Regions from separate parts of the Homo sapiens genome. Here all the other regions are linked to region 2. A link is a loop called in an ENCODE intact Hi-C map of the cell type or tissue named here. Cell type or tissue: A673. All regions are shown on one strand.

Evidence for each region. Hi-C counts contacts between places; a loop is a spot of excess contacts. Peaks named below come from ENCODE experiments on the same cell type or tissue, not always from the same donor. Only the 100,000 strongest peaks of a DNase experiment are listed, where the experiment ranks them.
Region 1: a loop joins it to region 2, with 5 times the contacts of the local background. A loop is called at or near these places in 7 of 110 quality-filtered maps.
Region 3: a loop joins it to region 2, with 4 times the contacts of the local background. A loop is called at or near these places in 36 of 110 quality-filtered maps.

The regions. Positions count from the first base shown.
Region 1 is chr3:28,473,537-28,478,536 of GRCh38, forward strand. The region is part of intron 4 of ZCWPW2 (zinc finger CW-type and PWWP domain containing 2); the gene reads left to right. Among named protein-coding and RNA genes, the nearest start is that of LINC00693, 99 kb to the right of the region's middle. In A673, a CTCF peak has its summit at 2,830 (motif pointing right); a DNase peak (open chromatin) is centred at 2,865.
Region 2 is chr3:29,761,878-29,766,877 of GRCh38, forward strand. It overlaps RBMS3 (RNA binding motif single stranded interacting protein 3), which reads left to right. Exons shown (of 15, transcript NM_001003793.3): 6 at 1,033-1,112. Among named protein-coding and RNA genes, the nearest start is that of RBMS3-AS2, 120 kb to the left of the region's middle. In A673, a CTCF peak has its summit at 2,977; DNase peaks (open chromatin) are centred at 2,404 and 2,914; H3K27ac peaks cover 509 bases.
Region 3 is chr3:29,142,947-29,147,946 of GRCh38, forward strand. No RefSeq gene overlaps it. Among named protein-coding and RNA genes, the nearest start is that of RBMS3-AS3, 140 kb to the right of the region's middle. In A673, CTCF peaks have their summits at 1,996 and 2,202; a DNase peak (open chromatin) is centred at 2,085.

The DNA of each region.
Region 1 (5,000 bases), 1.3 Mb before region 2:
CCAAAAGAAAGGAAATCGGTTTATTGAAGAGATAATCTACACTCTAATGTTTATTGTAGCACTGTTCACAGTGGCCAAGATTTGGAAGCAACCTAAGTATCTATCAGTATATGAATGGTTAAACAAAATGTGGAACACACCGTGGAATACTATTCAGCTATGAAGAAGAAGGAGATCCATTCATTTGCAACAACATGGATGGAACTGGAGGTCATTACGTTAAGTGAAATAAGCACAGAAAGATAAACTTTGCATTTTCTCACTTATTTGTGGGAGCTAAAAATTAAAAGAGTTGAACTCATGGATATCAAGAGTACAAGGTTGGTTAACGGGCTGGGAAGGTTAATGGAGTGTCAGGGGGATGTGGAGATGTTTAATGAGTACAAAAAATAGAAAGAATGAATAAGACCTAGTATTTTCTAGCACAAAAGGGTGACTATAGTTAAAAATGATTTAATTTTACATTTAAAAATAACTAAAGAGTATAATTGGATTGTTTGTAACACAAAAGATAAATGCTAGAGGCGTTAGCTACCCCATTTACCCTGATCTAATTATTACACATTACATGCCTGTATCAAGATACCTTATGTAACCCATAAGTATATACACCTACTATGTACCTACAAAAATTAAAAATTAATAAAAGAAAGATTGGCAAAGATGTCAAAACTCGGAACAGAAGTGTTCTGCAAGGTGTGGGGAAATATATTAAATATATTGCTTGTGGCATTGTAAACTTTGACCTCCTCATTCAAAAGTGATTTCACAATAACCTCCAAAATTTAAAATATACATACATTAAACCTGTAATTTTATGTCTTGGAACTTATCTTTCAGTATACTTTCAAGTGGGCAAAATGACATATGGACAAAATGTTTTTATTTCAGCATTGCTTCCAACAGCGTATTAGGAACAACCTAAGTGTCCATCAGTTGAGCATTGTCAAATAAATAGGGGTACATATATGCCACATATGTGGATATACATACATCTGTTTTCTCATTCTTTCAGTTCTCTCATCCATATTTCTTGCCTTTAAATACAGCGTGTGTGTGTGTGTGTGTGTGTGTGTGTGTGTGTGCGCGCGCGCGCGCGCGCACATGCGCATTTGTGTATGTGTATATGTAATTCCTAAAGTTTATCTGCAGGTAAGTTTTCTGTCCTGAATTTTCATATCCAACTGCTACTTGACATCTCCACCTCGATGTCATAATTATCTTCCTCTTGGGTATTGAGAAGTCTCATGTCAGTATGTCTGAACTATTTGTTGTTGTTGTTGTTGTTGTTGTTGTTGTTGTTGTTTGTTTGAGACGGAGTCTCGCTCTGTTGCCAGGCTAGAGTGCAGTGGCAGGATCTCGGCTCACTGCAACCTCCACCTCCCGGGTTCAAGCAATTCTGCTGCCTCAGCTTCCCGAGTAGCTGGGACTACAGGCACATGCTACCACGCCCGGCTAACTTTTTATTATTATTTTTTTTATTTTTTAGTAGAGGCAGGGTTTCACCATGTTGCCTAAGCTGGTCTTGAACTCCTGAGCTCAGGCAACCTGTCCAACTCGGCCTCCTAAAGTGCTAGGATTACAGGCATGAGCCACCGCGCCCGCCCCAAACTCTTGATCTTCCAACAAATCTTTCTTTCTTGACAGACTCTTCATCTCAGTAGAGAGCAAATTCCATCCTTTTGCCCGCTGAGTTTGAAAGTCCTAGAGTAATCCTCCATTTCTCCCAAAACCAGTTTTCAAGTGGTCAGGACGTGCTTTTTGCTCTATCATCAAATTATGTCCAGAATCCTAACACTTTTTACTACAGTAACTGTTACTGCCCTGGTCCACACTGCCATCATTTCTTGCATAAATTATTGCAATAGCCTCCTAATTGTCCTACTTCTATACTTGCCTCTGTATAGCCTTTCCTCATCAAAGCAATGAGAATGATTTCTTTAAAAACAGGAATTCAAATCAAATATTACTTTTATGCTCAGAACTCTGCCATGGTGCCATTTTCACTCAAAGTAGTAGCCAAAGACCCTACAATGGCTTGCAAAGGCCTTGATGATGTGGCCCTTGTTAATTTTCTGAAATCATTTCCTATTACTCTCTCTCTTCATCGTTTAGACTCAGCTACACTGGATTCTTTGATGCTTCTTTAATATACATGTACTCTCCCACATTAGAGGATTTTTTTCTCTGCCTGGAGTATGCTTTCCATGGATTTATATATGGCTAACTTCCTGCCCTCCTTCAGGGAGATCATGGCCTAAATTCACCTTTTTGATGAGAGTTACCTTGACCACTCATTACCCACCCCTCAGCACTCATGATCACCCTGACTTTGCCTTACATTTTATTACAGAGCACTTATCACCTCTTACACTATAGCCTTATGTTTTATGCTTGTTATATATTGTCTCTTCTCATAGGCTACAATGTAAGCTTTGTCTGTTTTCTTCAATGATAGATCCTGAGAGTCTGGAATATGTTGAATCAATAAATTCAATCTGCAAGAAAATTTAAAAAATCAATTATATATAACTATTCCTAACATTCATTATATATTTATATGTTGTAGAAATATATAATATTATATAAATTGTATAGTTCTATAAATATATAATATCTCTGGAAGACTGTAAAAGAAACTAGTAATAGTAATTTTGGGAGAAGTAGTACCTGGGATGGGAAAGAAGGCACATTCTATATTGTGAGAATTTGCACCTTATCCCTTCTTCAATTAAAAAAAAGTAATTTAAAAATGCAAAGCACAGTTGAGCCTAATTTGGAAATTAAAATTCCTCTTAAAATAGATCCTTAGTTTTTTGAGTTCCTTAGGAGGTTTTAATTTGTAGTACCACTAGGTGGCACATGCCTACTGATAAGTTCAAAGACTCCCAGACACAAGTGTTAAAACAAACCTTTTCAGTTCCCCTAAGTCATCAAAGTTTATTTTAGCTATATGGCACTGATTTTTCTCAAGAATTTTCTTTAATTATTTTCTTATACTATTTCTGTAGGGCAGCAGTCTCCAACCTTTTTGGTACCAGGGACCAGTTTCATGGAAGACAATTTTTCCATGGACTGGGGGAAGGAAAGGGGATGGTTTTGGGATGATTCAAGCACATTACATTTATTGTGCACTTTATTTCTATTATTATTACATTGTAATATATAATGAAATAGTTATATAACTCACCATAATGTAGAATCGGTGAAAGCACTGAGCTTGTTTTCCCGCAACTAGAGGGTCCCATCTGGGGGTGATGGGAGACAGTGACAGATCATCAGGCATTAGATTCTTATAAGGAGCACACAACCTAGATCTCTCCCACGTGCAGTTCACAATAGGGTTCATGTTCCTATGAGAGTCTAATGCCACAGCTGACGTGACAGGAGGTGGAGCTCAGGCAGTAATGCTTGTTCATCCCCCACTCACCTCTTGCTGTGCCGCCCAGTTCCTAACCGGTCATGGACTAGTACTGGTCTGACCCCCTGCTTTAGGGAATATTATAGCAACTGTTCCTACACTATTCCTATATACAGAATAGTGTAGGAACTGTTTAGTGCTATAAGCTTTAAAGTGATTTTTCACCATAATTTCTAATTTAATATTATAACATTTGACTTGCAGAAATGTCTAAAATCTGTGAAGGCTAGCTTAGACATCCTTAAAATAATTTAAAATTTCCAATATTTAGTGAATTGTATCTGCCTCTTTTCATCTGTTTCCTATGAAATAACTTACTTAATGAATGAAATTCATAGATTATGTGTCCAAAAGTAGAGTTTTGTTTGATCCTATTGTTTCACTGCTTTTATGTCAAGTTAATCAGTGCCCAGGACCAAATGCAATTTATCAGCCTCTTTCTGAATACTTTGTATAATATACCATGAGGTATAGGCAAATGGGTACTGTGGAGGATGCAAAGATAAAATATTATGTATTGCCTCCATCTTCATGGACCTTTCATTTTATGGGTAGTGATGTCATGAACACAAATAACTGTAATAGAAGTCAGAAAGTAGTAAATCAATAAATGAAAGTATTTATGTGTAGTGGGAGCACAGAGTTGATATTAATTTGGGGACTCTAAGAATATGGTGACATTTGAGAAGAGCTTTAAATATATAGTTTCATTCTCTGAATTAATTCAATATGGGTCTTATATAGATTTACACTTCTGTGTAAAGGGTGAATTATCTTATACATCTGAGAGAAAAATATAATCTTTATAGATAGGTGTTAATTATAGGTTAATAAAATAAATAGCCATATTCCTTTTGCTGGTATTCAAAATGAAAATGATGGCATGCATTTTATAAATATAACATTTAAAAACATTATAAAAATCCTTTTTGCTGAGTTTTAAAATAACACTGAAAACATTATTGGACTAGGTCAATTTAACATTTATTTTTGACCCAGATATTTTTTCATTTTGTTTTTCTTCTTAAAATATATTTTTTGAAAATTAAATATGCATTTAGAAAATGTGCTGTATCCAAGTAAAATAACTTACTGAGTTCTTATTATGCCATGAAACTATAATCTATTATTTTATTTCATACTCATGAAACCTTATGATGTATGTAGTGTTATCATTCACAGTTTTTAGATAAAGAAACTAGGGCACAGAAGGTTTAAGAAATTTGTATGCATATGTTAATATCTGCTGTAACACTAAAACTAGATGTGAATAGAATTTTTTATTTTTTATTATTTTATTTTTTGAGACAGAGTCTTACTCTCTCACCTAGACTGGAGTGCAGTGGCACAATCTCGCATCACTGCAGCATCTGCCTCCCAGGTTCAAGCAGTTCTCCTACCTCAGCCTCCCAAGTAGCTGGGAATTACAGGTGTGAACCACTGCACCCTGCCAAATTAATTTTCTTCTAATAAGAAACTTGATTTTCAATTTGTACCACTTTAGTATAATTGCTATGTTTTTTAAAAGGAAATCAACATTATTCTTATTAAATCTATTAATATTAACTACTTTGTGACG
Region 2 (5,000 bases):
GTGTGTATGCTGTTTCTTAAATGTATTTTTGCCTCTAGTATACTCTTTGGAAGACTTAATTTTCTTTTATCAGAATTAATCCTTAATTATTATCCTCCCCATCCAATTTTATAAAATAAAAAAGGCCAGATATTATCCATTATTTGGAAACTGCTACAAATATTACTGTACTTAAGATATGGTAACATTGCCAAAATTTAAATTATGTTGGTATGGCTCAAAATGTTCATGCTTTAGGTTGTATGTGAGATGCCAAAATTTGGCACAAGAATACCAGTTTAGGAATATTGATAAGATAGTATGAAAAAATAGGATATTGTCCAAAATTCAATATTGAGAAAGCATAGAACCTAAGGTTTGTGTATCTATACCTTCCTTCAACATGTAGGACCCCACCTAACTCTTTGGATGTCTTACATAAAGTGGATTTTCAATAAAAATGTCATAATGCTGACGACTACATTACTATACCAATCAGTCCTTTAGGCTGCAAGCCATGCAAATAAAACACATCTTGTCAACCTCTTTTGTGAAATCCATCAGCAGTATAGCTTAGTAGCTATAGCACAGGCTTTACTGTTGCACAGATGTCAGTTCAAATACTGACTTTTCCTCTTATTGGAAAGGTAGTTTATCTGTTTAAGCCTCAGTGACCTTATTGATATGAATGACAATAAAAAGACTTACCCATCAGGTTTGCTAATTCATCATTCAACAGACATTTGTTGAACACTTTCAATTGCCAAATATTGCTGGGTGAATTAAGATAATGCCGCAGGGTTACCTCTGAACGAGTGCTCAGAATAGAGCCCTCCACATAGACACCTTTCAAAGAGTGAATAATACTTTCTAAGCATTAATGAGTTTGTGATGTTCTCTTATCAATCTGGTCATCATGTTCATGAAAAAAGTTGGCAATTAGGGTACAATTCTCAAATCAAGTATTTCTATGGCTTTCTTGTTTTCCTTTACTTCTTAAGTTTCTTTTTCTTGACAACCATATATGACCTCTGGTTTACCTTTTTTTCCCAGAATGGAGTCTACTGAAAAATGTGAAGTGGTAATTCAACATTTTAATGGAAAATATCTGAAAACACCACCAGGCATCCCAGGTAAGAAATTCACTAATAAGTGACTGAATGATGCCGAGGCTTAAATTGCTCTTATTAGAATAAGTACATTGTAAAGCCCTTGTTGATCACTGCAGAGTTGGGGGGTTTGCTTTTCTTAATGTGTATTTTCAAATAATACTGTGTAGCAACTCATCTTTCTCAAAAGCTTTTTGGTAATTCTTCTTTTGCTTTTTGAATCTCTGCTGCTAACTTTCTAAAGTGGATTAGAAGAAAACCATAGCAAAGAATAGTTAAAGAATGATGTGCTGGAAGTGATAGAATTTTATGACTCAGCATTAATATTAAAATTCCAATTTCCAAGTTACAAAATATCCAAACAATGATATTCACAATGAATCCCACAAATTGATGCCAGCCCTGAAACATTTCTTACCAGTCCATGACAAGAAAAGCACAGAAACTGAGAGAAAGCATTTAGAAACTAGTATAGCGATTTGACAATGTCATGAAATCTCAGTGCATAATTTTCTTTTACAAAAATATCAGTTACTGACAAATTGGAAATTTTAGAAAATACTGTCTATTTATCAGAGCTAGTTTGAGAAGCCCCAATCTGGACTATCCCAGGGCATTTCACACTTCCCAAGGCAAAATTCCTAAGGTTTTATACACATTATAAAGTGTTCTAATTTTATGCTATTAAGAATTGCATTAAACATGAAATAATTGGATTTATTATGTGTATCAGAGCTACAAATGCCAGAACTTGAGGCAGTAGTGTATGTGGAAGGTTTTAATATTAACTAAGTAAAGTTTTAAATATAATTCCAATATAAAAAATTAACAATGGAATGAAGTATTAAACTAAGAAAAATTACGTAAAGATTCATCTGAATAAGGCAGTTTGGTTTATTTGTTGGTCTTTTATATACAGTTATTCTCAGAGGAGACTAAGGCGACTTCTTCCATCTTACAATATGTGACTTTAATCTTTTTAAGCTTGATTTCAATACCGTTTGCTGTATAATGCATCTACTATTTAAAACCCATCAGAGAGTTCAGAGGTTGAGCATTTTAGTTCCTTAAAATATATTGAGTTTATAGATAAGAGGAAGCATATACAAAAAGAGAAATATTTTTGTGGAGGGTTTTGTAATGACTTGCTTTTTTTAAGGGGGGATGTCAAGAATGCAGAAAGACCCTTCAGACAGACACTTGCATAATCTGAAAACCTAAAGTAGCTGATTGCTGGCTAATCAGTGAGTCAACATACAGTGAAGACTGTGCCTTGATTTGGTTAGCTTCCATGTGTAACGTTCCCTTGGGAACTGACTGCATTATGATCCAATTGGAGACATATGGTGTTGTTAAGAAAAGAGTTAGCAGTTTTCATCTCAGCATGTTAGCTGCCCTTGCATTTTAGCAGAAATACTTTTTTTTTTTTTGTATAAACAGACATTTTAAGACACTTTACTCAAATCCGTCATCGAGTAAAGGAGTTGCATTGTTTGTGGACTTTCCTCTTGTTTGTCCTATTTCATCCAACGGATACCTATTTATATAGAAGTTGTTCAAACTAGGTGTAAATTATATAATTATATAAAAATAAAAATGAGCACACTGTGTAGAAATTATGAATGATTCAAGTTTTAGCACAAGTCTCAATTTTTTGATTTGTTCAAAATATTGGTATGTCAAAAAGACGTATTGAAAGCCTTCTTGCCCTGATTGATTTGAAAGTATTTTATTTGGTTTTCCCCAATGAACATATTGCTGACTAATACAATTTAATGCTGAAGACAAAGAAAGTCACTACAAATCCCCAAATGTCTGGGCATCCTTCCAGAATATGCAGGCTATGATATTAACCTATCTAATATCATAGCTACACCCAATGGAAACATTGTGAATAGCAGGAACTTGGTTATGAGTTTTCTCACTCATTTTTATCTCCCGGGAACAAGAAAGACAAAATAATTATGTTCAGTTATAAAACTCTTAGGAGAGACAACTGTATGCTTCTGAGATTTCCACTCATCATAATAGAACTAAATACAGAATATTGATCATCATCAGTGCTTGAATCTGCTTATTTATAAATTACTTTGAAAGTTAGAGTTGAATAAAGGCTTCAAATGCTAAGTAAAGACATTTAATCTTTGATACTTAAATTAGGTGTGGAAGAAAAGAGGATATAATACAAGATATGGGTATTTTGCAAGGTAAAGTAGTAATTTGCCCTTGTTGAGTATAATTACTAAGTCATAACAGGTATAATTACAATTTGGGTATATGCTGTCTGCCTTTATTGGTCCTCATTACTTATTACCTGGAAATAGCTGAAATCTTACTTTCAGAAATGTATGTCTTAACCAATATTTGATTCCATATTTAAGACAGGGAGTAGGATATCACTATGAGCTATGGCATCAGATATTTATACTTTTTTTAAGTGGCCAATTTCCGAATCTTTTTCATTACTTTAGAGAGTGTGTCTTTGCTTGTGAATATGCTCAACTATAATTGGTGTGACCCACTGAAAACTAAAATACAATTTTTAAAATTTGAAAAATCTCAGTGTTCTGCCTTATCAAGATTTGACATATTTGAATTCAGAAGTTTGTGGTTTTATAGAACTGCACATTGATTGTTTAAATACATTGCTTTAAGGTCATGTAGATGAGGGACTCACAGGGATCCAATAATGATGACCTGAGATCCTCGGGTCTTAAGAAAGCTGTGGAAAGATTGAATATGATGTCAATCATCTTCTTCTCATACTAGGGCCCTATTGTATTAGTTTGTTTTCATGCTGCTGATAAAGACACATCCAAGACTGGGCAATTTACGAAAGAAAGAGATTTATTGGACTTACAGTTCCACGTGGCTGAGGAGGCCTCACAATCATGGTGGAAGGTGAAAGGCATGTCTCATATGACGGCAGACAAGAGAAGAGAGCTTGTGCAGGCAAACTTCCCATTTTAAAATGATCAGATCTCATGAGACTTATTCACAATCACAAGAACAGCACCGGAAAGACCTGCACCCATGATTCAATTATCTCCCACTGGGTCCCTCCCACAACACATGGGAATTCAAGATGAGATTTGGGTGGGGACACAGCCAAACTATGTTGCCTACATTTAATATAACTCTAAGCAAGTACTGAGCAATTGGTGCCATATTCATACGGTCTACGTCTCTGTTTAGGCACAGTGTGGGGAAAATGTGCCTGTGTTATTGGGCAAATATAATGGCATTTGGTTTCTGTCACTGTTGACAATGACAATTATTCTTAAAGGAGATGCAAAGCTAATTATTTTCCTGAGATGATCATCTAGTTTCCAAGTCCCCTACTATGTCATTTCTAAAAAAGAACAAGGAAAAAATCTATTTCAACCTAAAATGTTGACATTGCTCTGAATTTCAAATTCTAAAAATTTCATAGTTAAGGAAATTTGCAAGGACATGTAACACTGACCACATTTATGTTGCTGCCCCATTTCGATTTGAGCCATTGTTGGAATAATTTGCTAATTAAATATGATTCATGTTGGTATTGGGTTCTAATTCCTGACAGATAAGTGAGTTGGAAGAGAACTTTACAGATATCTTTTTGGAACACGCTTTATTTCTCTGGGCTCCTCCTATTTATTCATAAAAGATCTTTTTTTAAATGAATACATCATGGATGATTGATGTCTTTTAGCATATCCCAGAACTACCTCTGTTCATTTTAGATTATAATGTTATCCCCAGATTTTGGTTCCCTGGATCAATGAAGCTAAATATACATGCCAAAAATCAAATTATTGAGTACTAGTATACAGGAAGTTAACAAAGATCAGTCACATGTATTGCTGCTAGCAGATGAGAAGGAGAGACCAAAAGCATGTGTTAAATAGTGTCAATCGTTTGAGTGTTGTA
Region 3 (5,000 bases), 620 kb before region 2:
AACAGCCCTGTAAGATAACCTTATTTGTATAAGTGTTCCCATTTTTCAGAGAAGAAAAATGACCTATACAGGGGTTAACTAACTTGGTTAAGGTCACCCAGCTAGTGCCACCTAGCAGGCTGCCTGTCTTAGAACATGCAATGGTGGATAAATACAGCTACCAGAATATAATATCAGATATGTTTTTAAAATGGAATGAGAAACCATCTCTCTAGGGTTGGCCCTACACACTACAAATGTCCAACCTGGGCATCTAGTCATTGAAGCCCCGCACCTAACCACAGAGTGGTGCCTTCCCCATAGAACAGGTTACTCCATGTATGTTCATGTTCATTTCGATTGCTGCCCCATTGTATTTTCATGATTTCCTGCTATTTTTTTTAGTTTTGTGGCATAGATATTGCTATTTCACCTGTAATGTGACTATTGCCTCAACAGTTGACTTCCTCTGTTAACATTATTGTTTTCTTAGCTGTTTCCTTCCCCATTTTCACCTCCAGTTGTCTACATTTACATTCCCCAGTTCTCTAACAACTTTCTACCCTCCTGGGCTAACGCATATTTAATAAGTTTGTATGGTTTATCTTTAAAGTTTGTTTTTCCTGCTTTTAGAGCTATTAAGTAGAACTCGATAAATTGCTGGAGGATAAATTGTGGTGCACATTGAATCTATGCAAATTTGTATTTTGTTTTAAGTGTCTCGTTTTCTACAATCACATGCCTGGCTGATAAATCAATGGCTTTATTTTCTATAGAACCTCCCTCGGCATGATCTTCAAGGCAGGTAACCCTACTCCATCAGACCTCCTGAACTAGTCCTCCTCCGTTACTTAACCTAGTGCCTATCTTAGAACATGCGATGGTGGATATATTCAGCTGCCAGAATATAATATGAGATATGTTTTTAAAATGGAATGAAAAACCCTCTCTCTAGGGTTGGCCCTACACACTACAACTCTCTTTGTCATACCCTTAGCCACCAGATCCCTACCTTCAGGTCACCAGCCTGGAGCTGCAGTCATTTGAGTTTGTGATTAATGCTTTAGCATTGGATTTCTGGATATCCAGAGGTAACTGAGTTTCAATCATGCTTGACGCCCCTTGCTTTGTTTCTAACTTTGCTTTTTACTTGCCTTCCACCTTGTTTTGACTTCACCATCAATCCAGTCTTGGGTTCAAACTGACTCTGGTTTTCCCCACTTCTTGAGTGACTCCCAGCTAATCTTTGTTGTTCTGTCATAACTAGGTCTTGGTTCCTCACTGGCTGTTGGTCCCTGACTTGGGTCCGGTGCTTATGACATTCCGCTGCCTTGTTCCAGGCTTGCCCTACGTGGCAGCCACCATATCCACTTCTTCTTCTGAACCCTGCTGACTTAGGGGCTTCTGGTGCACTCTCAACACCTAAGGACTGCTTCTGCCTTGCAACCCGGTCTCTTTTAACCTTTTGTGACATTTGAGTCAGTCTTTAGGAACTGCACAAGCAAAGCTGCTGAGAGTCTCTTGCTAAATGTTGTTCTTATCATCTTCTTTGTGCTTTGCAGTAAGTTATGAGCACATTCCCTCTTATCAAGCATTAAGTGAGGTGTTGTGGTAGAAACACTATTACTTCCTTCCTAAGTCGGTGTACTGCATATGTGGAGAAGTTGGCCAAATGCCCCATGCTTGGGCTTTTGGCTAAGCCCTAGCACATGCAACTTATACAAAAGAAGCTGCTAGCTCAGCACCTGACTGGCATCCCTGAAGCCCGTGGGGAAAGTATGTAAATTTGATTCAAAAAGGAACTCTGGATTGCCTACACTAATGCTATAATTCTGACTGTTAATCCTGACAAACAGCGGCCTGTAATTCTTGTTAACTCTCTAGTATCTAACCTGACATATACCATACCATTTCAAAAGATCAATTCCCAGTAAATACAGGATGTTTTCAGTTGACTGTCCACAGTATTTAGCAAAGATGTTTTACACCAGTGCCCAAAAGACAGGTCTTTAATAGCCACCACTTCTGTTTCAAGCTGCAGACAGTAGGGGTAGATAGAAGTACACATCTGAAAGACAGCTGAGTGTTTCTTCCCGACACCAGACGCTTCTCTCCTGGAATAGGGCCAGATCGGAGCTGTCTGGATTCTTTGTGAGCCTGTTCCAAACTAACGTATTTATTATCAAGGAGGAAAGCTTGCCTGATGTTAGATCACTGATGTTTGCTTTGCAGTGTTTTCTTGCAGAAAATTGCAAGAAAGAGCTTGAAACAATTTTGGTGAGGAAACTACAGAGAAATCCACTTTTCTCAAGGGTGAAGTCCTGACAATACCCCTGCAGATTGGGAAAACTGGCTATCACCTTTTTCCTCTTTTTATAAGAAAAGTGATGCTTCCCAAATGATAAATAGTGACAATATATGAGGGTCTAATGGTATTTTGTTAAAGGCTGGAGCATTCTTACTGAATGTTTTAAATATTCTTGGTTATGAGAATAGGGATTTATTTTTAAATGATTATTTGGCCCAGACAATGCTTATAAAATATGTACATTCTGTTGGTACAACATACAAATCTTTTGTGGTGGTTTTGAGAAAACCCCAGACTTCTCAAGTCTGGGAACAGATGGAGCTCTAAACTCAACCGCATCTTACAAAAAGGACATGTGTTACTATCTGCCTGTCTTTTCACTTTATGTGAGATGTTCCACTTTCTAGTGAGCAGTTATCAGACTTCTGTGAGTATACAAACTTTTGAAGTGGATGTGTTACACAGTTGTAAAATTAGAGAATTTTGGACTCAGCTATGTCTTTTAACAGGTATTGGTAATTAAGACCTTTGGAAAGTGATAACCATTTAAATGTGTTTCACAAGATGGGATCTGTAGCATTTTGGTCACAGGTATCGACATGTATACATCTGTAAGAACTTGAACTCAAATGCTTTGAAAACATCAAGATAAAATAGTTCATTTAAATTATAAAATTTCTCATTCCCTCATTCCTGTGTAGCTGACTAAAATCCACTGGATAAGACCTAACTGGTGGTGTATGCAGGGCACTGGAGATGTTGTACATTATTCATAACTTTAGCTGGTATTTATGAACTTCCTACTATTCAATTAGGAAGTTATTTATGCTAAATCTTGACAGAGCAATCTCAAAGTATAGAGTTTAGAATCACCTCCCATTTAAAGAAAAGAATAAATTTCCTTCCTTCCTTCCTTCCATCATTCCTTCCTTTCTTTTCTTTCTTTTTTTTGAGACAGAGTCTTGCTCTGTAGCCCAGGGTGGAGTGCAATGGTGCTATCTCGGTTCACTGCAGCCTCCACCTTCCAAGTTCCAGTGATTCTCCTGACCAGCCTCCTGGGTAGCTGAGATTACAGGCACATGCCACCGCGCCTGGCTAATTTTTGTATTTTTAGTAAAGACAGGGTTTCACCATGTTGGCCAGGCTGGTCGTGAATTCCTGACCTCAGGTGATCCACCTGCCTTGGCCTCCCAAAGTGCTAGGATTACAGGCATGAGCCACCATGCCCAGCCCTTTCTTTTCTTTTGTTATTCAAATTATTTTCACAATAAAGGGCCAAGTTTTATGAAAAGCAGAATTGCCTTCTGTAAAGAACATAAAGTTGTTGTGTTTCAGTTTCTCATATGCCAAGCTGTTACATCAAAGCTAAAGCTTGTCAATGTTGAATAGAAAGTTAAATTATTTAACTTAAAAACACTAATCAATACTAATCAAAAGATTCATTGTAAGCTACTTTAACAAAGATTCATACTACACGTATAATAATTCAACTTATATGTATACTATAAAACTATAAAAACTAAAAAAACATGGATACTATAAAAACTAAAAAAAACTAATCAATACTAATCAAAAGATTCATTGTAAGCTACTTTAACAAAGATTCATACTACACGTATAATAATTCAACTTATATGTATACAATTGACTTAAAATATATTTTCTATAAAAGTATGCTTCTTAGCTAGTCATAAAATATTGACTGGATAAAGGAATCAGTCTTAGAGATGGTACTTTCTACATGGTACTTCTACAAGCAATTAAATACAATATTGTAGGCCGGGCATGGTGGCTCACTCTTGTAATCCTAGGACTTTGGGAGGCTGAGGCGGGTGGATCACCTGAGGTCAGAAGTTTGAGAACAGCCTGGCCAACATGGTAAAACCCTGTTTCTACTAATAATACAAAAAAAAATTAGCTGGGTGTGGTGGCACGTGCCTGTAATCCCAGCTACCTGGGAGGCTGAGGCAGGAGAATCGCTTGCACCTGGGAGGCAAAGGTTGCAGTGAGCCGAGATAGCATCACTGCACTCCAGCCTGGGTGACAGAGTGAGACTCCATCTCAAAAACAAAATAAAAAAAAAACAAAAAAATATTGTAAATCATCATTAACAGAATAAACAAGAATATTTGTTATTGGGCATATTGTAACACTGGGGAAAATAGCGTTTGAAATAGGCAATGTTGACATGCATATTTCGGTATGTTCAAGGCCTTAATGATTACTTTGCATTTCACTTTCTCAAGATGGAAGTCTCTAAGGTCAGGCTTCTTAGTTGTTTGTGTCATTACATCTCTTCATTCCTTTACATTGCCTGTGGAAGGCTCTGAAATGTGAAATGCCACTTAGAATCTGAAATAGCTTTATTTGTTTATTTTTTTAACGTTGAATTTGGGGTACTAGGAGGTAGGTAGGGAAGATCTGGTGGACTCGTATCTTCTAGAACTATCCAAAGAAATATTTCTTTTTTTGTCATGTGGCTTTTCAGAACTTGAACAAATTGTCTGTTTTTGTGTTTTTTTTTTTAATAGAATGGGCCATGACTAAACTCAATTGCCTAGTCAGTAACTAATTTGATATAAGTCTTATGGGAGGTGCCAATTAAGCATAATGTAAAAATTTTCATGTTCAGCAGTGGCAGACTACGAGTTAAAGTGTTGGGTCTTTGGCGCTTTCCCTCTGTGTTATGGAAAAAGGAAAAAGAGATGACTTT